Regions from separate parts of the Homo sapiens genome. Here region 1 is linked to region 2. A link is an interaction called in ENCODE POLR2A ChIA-PET data of the cell type or tissue named here. Cell type or tissue: PC-3. All regions are shown on one strand. Links, peaks and the distances in the headings refer to the core of each region. The heading gives the core; the rest is flanking DNA.

Region 1 (5,385 bases), core at 231-5,230, 520 kb after region 2:
ATTTATACATGTTTTTGTTGCGGATAAACATAGTAGTAGTAGTTACTGGGTCAATGACTATGCATAGTCAGCTTTTGTAGATACTGCCAAATAGTTTCCAAGTGATTGGGCACAAAATCCCTTTTTAAATTAATTGCTGATTTAGATTTCTGGTAGTTTGAGTAATTTATGGGAAGACTGCTTGGTTCATTTGAGTTCTGAATATAAATCACCCATTCAATTAGGCTGACTTTTCAGGAGTCCTAGTAAAAAGTTTTTAGTTGTCCTGACTATGACAAGTATGAGACAGCCTCTAATTCAGGCTGAAGAGTCCTGGCTATTTCCAAAGAGGGACAGGAAACTACAGCTGTTTTGGGGGGCTTCAGTCTGTTCCTCAGAAGAATGTGAGGAAATTATTGTATGGCTCATCCTGCATCTTTATACTTCTGATTTCCTGAATTAACATTTATGTTAATCCATTTGTTACACTTTTTACAAATTGATATATAATTCACATACCATAAAATTCACCCTTTTAAAGTGTACAATTCAGAGGTTTTTAATATAATTACAAAGTTGTGCAATAATTACCGCTATGGAATTCCAAAACCTTTTCATCATCCAGAAGAAACACTGTAGCATCGGCAGCCACTCCCCATTCTCCTCCCTTCAGTTCCTGGCAAACACTAATCTACTTTCTGTCTCTATGGATTTGCCTATTTTGGATATTCTATATAAATGGAATCATAGAATATGTGGCCTTTTATGTCTGGCTTCTTTCACTTAGCATAATGTTTACAACATTCATGTACTTTGTTGCATGTATCAATATTTCATTCCTTTTTATGGATGATTAACATTTCATTATATGGATTTTTAAAAAATCTGTTCATCAGTTGATAAGCACTTGGATTGTTTCCAGCTTTGGCCTATTATGAATAGTGCTGCAACAAACGTCTGCGTACTAGTTTTTGTGAGGATACATGTTTTCAATTCTCTTGGGTATGTACCTAGGAGTGGAATTGCTGGGTCATATGGTAATTCTATGTTTGACATTTTGGGAAATTGCCAATCTGTATTTCAAAGTGGTTGTACCATTTCACATCCCTACCAATAGTGTATAAGGTTCTACATCCTCACCAACACCTGTTGTTGCCTATCTTTATTATCACCATCCTAGTGGATGTGAAGCGCTATCTCATTGTTGTTTTGATTTGCATTTCTCTAATGAAAAATCATGTTGAGCATCTTTTCCTGTGCTTCTTACCCATTTTGCATTTGTATTTGTAAATGTCTATTCAAAGCTTTTGCCCATTTTCCAGTTGGGTTATAATAGTTCTTTATATATCCTACATACTAGTCTCATACCAGTGTATAATTTGCAATTTTTTCCCAATGTGTGGATGTTTTTCTTTAACAGTTTCTTTTGATCCCAAAACCTTTTATTTTTAATGAAGTCCAGTTTTTCTATTTTTTCTTTTCTTGCCTGTGCTTTAGGTGTCACATCTAAAAGAAACCATTGCCTAATCCAAGGTCACAAAAGTTTACCCCTGTGCCTTCTTCTAAGAGTTTTATATTTACTCTTACATTTAGGTCTTTGATCCATTGAGTTCATTCTGTGTATGAGGGAAAGGTCCAAATCAGTTCTTTTGCATGTGGATATCCATTTGCCCAGTACCTGTTTGTTGAAAAGATCATTCTTCCCTCATCATTTGTTATACTTTCACCTCAGTAGTTGTGTTTTGAAGTATGTATATTAAATCTTTTATAGGCAACCTTGCATTTAAACTTTGTGCTCTGAACCATCTAACTGTATTCAGGCTGGGTGTGGTGGTTCATTCCTGTAATCCCAGAACTTTGGGAGATCAAGGTGGGAGGATCACTTGAGGCCACAAGTTCAAGACCAGACAGGGCAACGTAGTGAGGCCCTGTCCTTCCAAAAAAATTAAAAATAAAAAAATTAGCCAGGTGTGGTGGTGCACACCTATAGTCCTAGCTACTCAGGAGGCTGAGGGGGGAAGATCCCTTGAGCCCTGGAGTTTGAGGCTGCAATGAGCTATGACTGTGCCATTGCACTCCAACCTGGGTGACAGAGTGAGACCCCATCTCCAAAAACACACTGCTGCTGCAAAATGTGTCTTAAGTATGTTAGTGTCGTTTGTGGGTTGTGTGCCTGTGCAGAAAACAGTTACCACGGCAGGCCCGAGGCTGCCATCTTTACAAGGGCATACTGGCAAGGCTGGCATTTGGCTGACATCAGGAACTTGGCACTTCCATCCCCTAACTGGTAAGACTGGTTTTGCTGTGTTTAAACTGTTGCATAAACAATGTGATTTGTGGTGACTATCTGCTTTCCTTGTGGAATTCTGTCATTTTGGTAGCTGCTAGGCAGAGGATGCCTACATGACTTGCCCCCAACAAAAACATCCCTCCGGGCTTCCTTTGGGACAAACACTGTGCCCATGTCCCTGCATTCTTCACTACTGGAGACAGGCAGGTGCGCCGTGTTTTTCCTCATGGAAGGGAGAGAACATAAGCCTGGGCGTGGATTTCTTCAGATTCCACCTGTGCCTTTGTTGTTGTTGCTAATCTTGTTGTGTATTCCTTTGCTGTAATAACTGTTGCCCATGAGTACAACTATATGCTGAGTCCTAGTCCTGACACAGTACCTGCTATGCTTAGAGTGTGTGTCCCTCCAAAGTTCACATGTTGAAACTTAACCCCCTAAGGTGATGGTATTAAGAGGTGGAGCCCTGGGGAGTGACGGGAGGGTTCTGCTCTTAAGGATGGGATTTGTGCCCTTAGGAAAGGGTTAGATGCAGAGAGCTCACTCTTTTGCCATTCTGCCTTCTGCCATGTGAGGACACAACAAGGCACTGTCCTGAAAGCTCTCACCAGACACTGAATCTGCCAGTGCCTTGATTTTGGACTTCCCAACCTCCAGAACTATGAGAAATCAATTTCGATTGTTTATAAATTACCCAACTAAGGAATTTTGTTATAGAAGGAGGAACAGACTAAAACACCACCCTAGACTATGTCATATAAATAGGAGCCTAGACATTCCATTTAACTTTCAATGGGCCAAGTGTTTAAAGTTTCTGGGTTTTTAAAATTAATTACATTTGCTGATGCTTCTGACTGGCTCTTTTGACACTTAATAGTTGGCCTAATCCAATGTTGAAATGAAATAATGAATAGCTGTATTTAAAGTTCTTTTAAAATTGAGGTTCAACACTGAAGTTCCTTTCATACTAGATAATGTTCCTAGTGCCCAAGAAAACAGAGATAAATAAGCCTCCCCGGCAAACCCTCAAACCCGTGTTTATTGTTATTTTTCCTTTCATTACTATTGCCTAACAGTAGTTTTTTAAAAACCCCATAGTGTTCATATAGTAATTGGAAACACCATCTACACATATATGATGAAAAATTAGAAGAGAATAACTTACTGAGATCTCAAAAGACAATACTGATTCAGGCAGTAGCTTTCTGTTCTTCCCACTCCGCCCTGCATCCCCCTCCCCGCCCCCCGTCCCCCGCCGCCCCTTTCAGCTAGGTCCGTTTGTGTGTTTAAAACAAAAGTGCTTTTTTCCCACCCCTTCCTTTTGGGTGTGGCAGATTTACACCATCAGGCCCTGAAGAGAGGAAAAGTGTGGGGAAAGACAGGATGTGTTTTATGACCAGATAAGCTGTGGCAAGCACGGGATGAAAGAGTCCAGTAGCTTTTGATTTTATTTTTCTCTGATTTACCATGTATTCTGTGATCAAATAAAACAGGCTAAGAAACACTGATACGTTCAAAATCTTCCCGCCGTTTGTGTGGGCCCACACGTCTATTTGTTCTGTTCCCAATGGGGAAACCTTGTTGGCAGTTACAGCTGCCGGGTCTTCTCTGGAGCCGATACTGTTACAGTTATAAATACACTCCGGGATGATTTACCCCCGGAGGTCAGCTAGTAAAATACATGAGTAGAATTCCTTAAAGTATGTGATAATTGCTCATCACTATCCAAGTGTGACATAAATCATAAAAAGAATTGACAAAATCAGGGTCGCAAAGAGAATTGAAAAAAATCTGTCACAACCAAAATTTAAATTGACCTCTGTCCTAGAGTATGAGAGCCACACTGAACAGAAAAACCAGATAAATCTTTTATAAAATATTCATTTGCAGCCCCATTAACGTTGCTTGTCACCCCACCTCCCCATGTCCTTGGACAAACTGAATGTATAGTAACATCATCCCAGGCCAGGCGCGGTGGCTCATGCCTGTAATCCCAGCACTTTGTGAGGCTAAGGCAGGCAGATCAGGAGGTCAGGAGTTCAGGACCAGCCTGGCCAAAAAGGTGAAACTCCGTCTCTACTAACAATACAAAAATTAGCTGGGTGCGGTAGTAGGCGCCTGTAATCCCAGCTACTCGGGAGGCTGAGGCAGGAGAATTGCTCAAACCCGGAAGGTGGAGGTTGCAGTGAGCTGAGATCGTGCCACTGCACTCCAGCCTGGGTGACAGAGCAAGACTCTGTCTCGGGGAGGGGGGGGGGGAGATAAAGAAATAACATCATCTTATACTGTCAAGCTCAAGGTGTCTGCAGCCTTATCTTCAGGGGAAGTTGTGTCTTTCTCAGGGAAGATACAGATTTCAATTTAGAGCAAGACAGAGAGAAGTTACATTCAGAGAGGAAAATGCAGTAGTCTAACTGAAATGAAAAACAAAACAAAGAGTCGTGGTATCACCATTATTATGCAGTCACATTTGAGAAGTTCTGGACAAAAAATAAAACACAAAACAAGCAAGATATATTTTAAAAAGAAGCATAATTATCTTTCTTGTACATGATGATTGGATCTCTGGGAATCCAAAGGGATCAGCTTAAAGGCTGCCTGATATGATTAGCTCAGGAGAGTGGCAGGGTATGAAATAAATGAACAAAAATGAAAAGCATATCTTTCATAGCCAGTGAGAAAGTACACTGGGCAAGGAATGCTCATTTGTAATAACACAAAAATATAAACTATGTGGGAATAACCTCAGATAAGTGTCTATGACCTATATGCAAAAAACTATTAACATTTTAAATACTAATTTTAAAAATCCAGGCATCAGTCAGAGGCCCAGAAAGTGGTGGGCAGAGAGGACAAGAGAAAAGGCTGGGCTCCAGCCTACCTCAGTGCTCTTAAGGGCATGGGGCAGGTGGATTCCAGCCATTTCTGTGCTTTGGAAAAGCTGCCTGATGGTGTTTTAGTCTTTGCACAAGCTGCATCCTCACTAGTCCTGGCCCAAACTTTTGGCTATAGGAGACAGGTACACCCCAACGTGACCCCTGGACCTTAAGAGACTACACCCTCCAGCAGTGCCTGGGACTCTTGTAAACGGAGGAGTCAGTAGAAATGTAGTTGCTTTG
Region 2 (5,385 bases), core at 213-5,212:
GGGATTCCTCCTATCTCCGCACAGAGGAGGTGGGGCGTGGGGCGGTGTCCCTTTGCAGCCATGATCAAGGAAGCAGAGTTTCATTCATCTGGGTTAGACTGCCTCTCCTAATATCAGCCAAGATCAGACAAGAATGAACAAAAACTCAGGGTCAATTAGTTGGGTATGGAGAGGAAATGTAGAAATGAGGCCACTGGGGACTTTTTGCATTGCAAAGCCCTGAAATTCTCGGTTTTGCTATGTTGCAAGAGGAGCCCCAAATTAGCAACGATTTCTTGGAGGAAAGGTGCCCAGCCCTTTCATTTATTAACCTCTGCCTGATATTTTCAGACAGCTTTTCGAATCTCTAGGAGGGTTATGGCCTGGTATAAGCAGAGGAGGGGTCAAGACAATTATCCAAGAGCTATTGCAGGACTATTGTTAAAAGAATAAAAATCCTAGCACCAAAAAAAGAGAAGCTCTGGATCTTTTGAACACCGATGTAAACACCCACTGGGTGGAGTGAGGGGGACTGACAGATCACTAGAGTCCGGATGCCTCTGGAAGCCAGAAAGCCCAAAGCATAGTCGGGAGACAGCAGGATGGCGGACTGAGCAGGCGCCACTCTCTTGCTCCGTAAGTTCCGATCCTCCTGCATCCCTCCCTCATCATCATCGGACCTGGTCCTCTCTGTATTGATGAGGTGTGTGCTCACGGCATAAGCCCAGGAGGAAGAGGAAAATTAACAATCATCTCAGGCCAACATTGATTTCATAATTGCCTCCCTTCTTCCATTTATATTTTCCCCATACATAAAAATACAATGCCCATTGGAAAGATTTGGAAAATATATAAAGGGGCAAAAAAGAAAGAATCTTCTTATAACCCCAGTGTGCGTTACACCCTCCACTAGAGCAAGGGGCTGTTTGTCTTGTTGACCAAGCTCTGTCCCCAGAACCAGAAGAGTAACTGGCACAAGTAGGGGCTCAATAGAATTATCTTTTTTCAATGAATCAATGAATCAATGAATACTCTGAGATTACATCTTAATATCTCATTACACATTGTCCTATATCTCAAAGCATGTGTTTTTAAAAAAATCACTCACACGGTTTTTTTCTACGCATTTTCTATTGTGGTAAAATATACTAACATAAAAGTTACCATTTTAGCCACTTTCAAGTGTAAATTCAGTGGCAGTGTTTCTTCACAATGTGGTTCAACCATTACCACATCCAGTTCCAGAACTTTTTCTGGAAAAAGAAACCGAAACTCTGTACCCACCAGAGAATAATTCTCCATTGGTCCTTCCCCTCAGCCCCTGATAACCTCTATTCTACTTGCTGTCTCTAATAATTCGCCTATTCTAGGTAACTCCTATAAGTGGAATCATAGAGGATTTGTCGTTTTGTGTCTGGCCTATTTCAGTTAGATAATGTTCCCAAGGTTTACTCATGTTGTCACATATAGTGCCATTTAATTCCTTTTAAAGGCTAAAAAATGGCTGGACGTGGTGGCTCATGCCTGTAATCCCAGCACTTTGGGAGTTGACCAGGTGACTCTAAAGTTTATGGGAAAATTAAAAGGACCACAAACATTCTACGCATGTTTGTGCGTGGATCATCTGAGGTGGGTGGATCATCTGAGGTCAGGAGATCGAGACCAGTCTGGCCAACGTGGCGAAACCCCATCTATGCTAATAATACAAAAATTAGCCAGGCATGGTGGCGCATGCCTGTAGTCCCAGCTACTTGGGAGGCTGAGTCAGGGAGAATCTCTTGAACCCAGGAAGCAGAGGTTGCAGTGAGCCAAGATTGCACCACTGCACTCCAACCTGGGCGACAAGAGCGACACTCTATCTCAAAAAAATAAAATAAAAAATAAAGGCTAAAGAATATGCCATTGCATGTATGTCAATGCTACGTGTTGTTTCTCATCCATCTGCTGCTGGTAAGCGTTTGGGCTGTTTCCAGTGTATCCAGTTTGCATCTCCTTCTTTCACTTTATAATTACTAGCATTTCTTCATTTTATTAAATTGCCTTCAGGAAACATTTCCTCTGATTGACTGCCAGTCTCACTATAGGTGGACATGGTAATCTAATCATTTTGGTGTGTGTGTGTGTGTGTGTGTGTGAACATTTAGGTGATTTCATACTTTTGCCACGGCAAATAAGGCTGCAGCACCCTCAGACATAAAACTTTAGCCAAGTGTGTGATCAATATTATTTTCAAAGGATAGATTCCTAGAAGGTGAAACACCGTGATGGAGGATATGAAATTCTAAACATCTCCATGTTTTCTTTCCAATTGGCTTGTCAAATGGCTTTCCAGATAGGTTGTACCTGTGTGCACTCTTCCAGGTGTGCATAAAAAAATCAGTTTATTACACTCTCGCCAGCATGGAGTGTTATCATTTATGATGTCTTTGCTAATTTGATTGATGGAAAGTGGTGTTCTGTTGATTTAATGTGCTTTAGATTGGTTACTTGACCTTCCTCTGGGATAACTCCTTCTGTTTGTGGTCCTTTTAATTTTCCCATAAACTTTACAGTCACCTGGTCAACTGCCACAAAAAATAAACCTGAAACTTCTTTTGTTTTTGTTTCTGTTTCTTTTGAGACGGAGTCTTGCACTGTCGCCCAGGCTGGAGTGCAGTGGCGTGATCTTGGCTCACTGCAACCTCCACCTCCCGGGTTCAAGTGATTCTCTTGCTTCAGCCTCCAGAGTAGCTGGGATTACAGGCGTCCACCAACACGCTCAGCTAATTTTTGTATTTTTAGTAAAGACAGGGTTTCACCATGTTGGCCAGGCTGGTCTCGAACTCCTGACCTCAAGTGATCTGCCGGCCTTGGCCTCCCAAAGTGCTGGGATTACAAGTGTGAGCCGCTGTGCCCAACCTGGAACTTCTTTTGACTCTATAGATTAATTCATGGAGACTGACATATTCTATATTACAATATAGAAGCTACTAACCCATAAACATGATATAACTTTTCACTTATTATGTTTTAAAATTTCTCTTAATAATATTTTTACAGTTTTACTGAAGATGTCTTACATGTCTTTATTTAGGTTTATTTTTACATTGTTGATGATAAGTTTAATGCTATTATAAAAGGTATAATTGATTTTTTATATTTTTGCTTGTTGTTGGGATAAAAATATAGACTTGGTTTTTGCATCTGTATATCCAGCAACCTTGGTAAACTTAAATTTAGTAGTTCATCTGTAGATTCTTTGGGATTTTTTTTCTTCTTCTTCTTCTTTTTTTTTTTCAGACAGGGTCTCCTTCTGTCACCCAGGCTGGAGTACAGTAGCATGATCATGGCTCACTACAACCTCAAGTGATCCTCCTGCCTCAGCCTCTCGAGTAGCTGAACTACAGGCATGCCACCAAGCCTGTTTTTTTGTTTTTTTTTTTCCTAATTTTCTGTAAAGATAGGGGTCTCCCTGTGTTGCCCAGGCTGGTCTTGAACTCCTAAGCTCAAGAGATCCTCCTGCCTCAGCCTCCCAAAGTGCTGGGATTATAGACATGAGCCACCATGCCCAGTGGATTTTCTGTGTACATCACTAAGTTGCCTGTAAATAGGCACAGGTTTGGTCCTTGGGTTCACATTCTTCTGCTTGATTTCTCTGTGTACATCACTAAGTTGCCTGTAAATAGGAACAGGTTTGGTCCTTGTGTTCACATTCTTATGCTTGCTTTCTCTTGCTCATCAGATTGGCCAGGACACTCTTCTCTATTCTCAATTTCAGAGGGAAAGTTTTTAACATTTAATCAAAATGTTTATGTAAGTTTTTTGTTGGTGCATTTTATCAGATTCAAGCAGTTCTATCTATATTTGCTAAAAGATATGATTATGAATGTATATTGAATTTCATCAAATTCCTTTTCAGCATTTATCTAGAAGGCAGTGTTATGTTTTCTCCTTTTCTCTGTCAATGAGATGAATTTTACGTTTTCAAATATTTAACCATTCTTACTCTTGAAATAGGCCACTTTGGTCACAATGTATTCACCTTTTCAGACATTACTGTTGTAGTTTTGCAAGAATGACAACAACAAAAAAAACCCATGGGCCAGGCGTGACAGCTAGTTCCTTGAAAAGATGAGCAAAGTCATAAGTCCCTGGTGGGATGGATCGAGGAAAAGAGAGAAGGTTTATATATATATATATATTTGATTTGTTTTCTATTCCATTTAGTTCTCCTTTTTCATACTTTCTCTCTTTTACTATCTTTGAGTTTAACTTGATATTTTTCTAACTTTTTGAGACAGATGCTGGGATATTACATAATATATACAATACATACATAATTAAAACATATATGTGTAGGTTTTTTTCCACAGCTCCTGTCTCATAACTCCCATAGCTCTTGTTGTAGTCGTGTAATAATGTTGTGGAACTTCAGGCCTCAGAAGCAGGACTCAGAAAACAAAATCTCTCTCTTTCTCTGACCATCTCCTGCCCTCCTTTCACTTGCTAGAAATTGAACCCCCAGGAAGGAAGATGATTAGGTATAAATGAAAAGAATCAGAGTAAAGAAAAAGGCAACCTACAAAAGAAAATATTAGAAATCATGTGTACATGAACTTAACATGTTTGTGTTTTATATAAAGAGCATAAAATGAACAGAAGTGAAACATGGGTATAGTCTCACAATATTTCGTTTATCCTTGATTACACACACACACACACCCCTCTATAACAATGTCCTTACTTTTATACATTTACCTGGGAAGTGTAAGGACATTTGTTATATAAACCCAAACTGTTAAGGTATTAGTGAGAAACTTAGAGGAGAAAAAGGAAATTATATGCACTGCAGTTACTGAGGCAATAAAACAAGAAAATAAGATGCAATTGGTCAATTATTAGGGGACCAAAAGATTGTCCTTCAAAAACTGATCATTCCATAGAAAGATGTGAGAACAGTGAAAACCTAAAATATGCAAATTTGGGTAACTGTATGGTTGCTGTGAGAGGGGGAAAAAGCCAAAATAAGAGTAAGGGAATACCATCAAAACAAAAGTACAGCAGTGTTTTTTTTAACAAAGAAAGAAATCTTAGAAGAAACATTATCATCAACAAAAATAATGGAAGATGAAGTAGTCATAAAACAGAAATTAATGAAAGTAAGGTCCTTAAGCAGAAAACTCCCTTAAATATAAATTCTTGTTGAAAAATCAGTTTTGTATATAAGGTAATCTGTTATTTCCTGACTCAATAATTACATTTGAATATCACATATTTCAACAGTTTTGAGTGCTTTGAGATTTATAATCAGTTCCTTAGGATCACCACTTTATACCATCTTTTTTATTGAATGGATGGAAATATAAAATGTGTATGGGAACAGGATGAGTTTATAGAGACCTAATTCATCCTGAACGATGTTTTTGG

What was found. ChIA-PET counts read pairs that join two places held together with the same protein. Peaks named below come from ENCODE experiments on the same cell type or tissue, not always from the same donor. Only the 100,000 strongest peaks of a DNase experiment are listed, where the experiment ranks them.
Region 1: POLR2A ChIA-PET joins it to region 2 with 9 read pairs; 2 of 35 experiments call an interaction of 5 or more read pairs at or near these places.

What each region holds. Positions count from the first base shown.
Region 1 is chr4:185,381,392-185,386,776 of GRCh38, forward strand. All of the region lies in intron 1 of LRP2BP (LRP2 binding protein), which reads right to left. Among named protein-coding and RNA genes, the nearest start is that of LRP2BP, 12 kb to the right of the region's middle. In PC-3, for the core only: no CTCF peak of the experiment used is centred there; a DNase peak (open chromatin) is centred at 2,270; H3K4me3 peaks cover 239 bases.
Region 2 is chr4:184,860,052-184,865,436 of GRCh38, forward strand. No RefSeq gene overlaps it. Among named protein-coding and RNA genes, the nearest start is that of MIR3945HG, 7.1 kb to the left of the region's middle. In PC-3, for the core only: no CTCF peak of the experiment used is centred there; no DNase peak of the experiment used is centred there.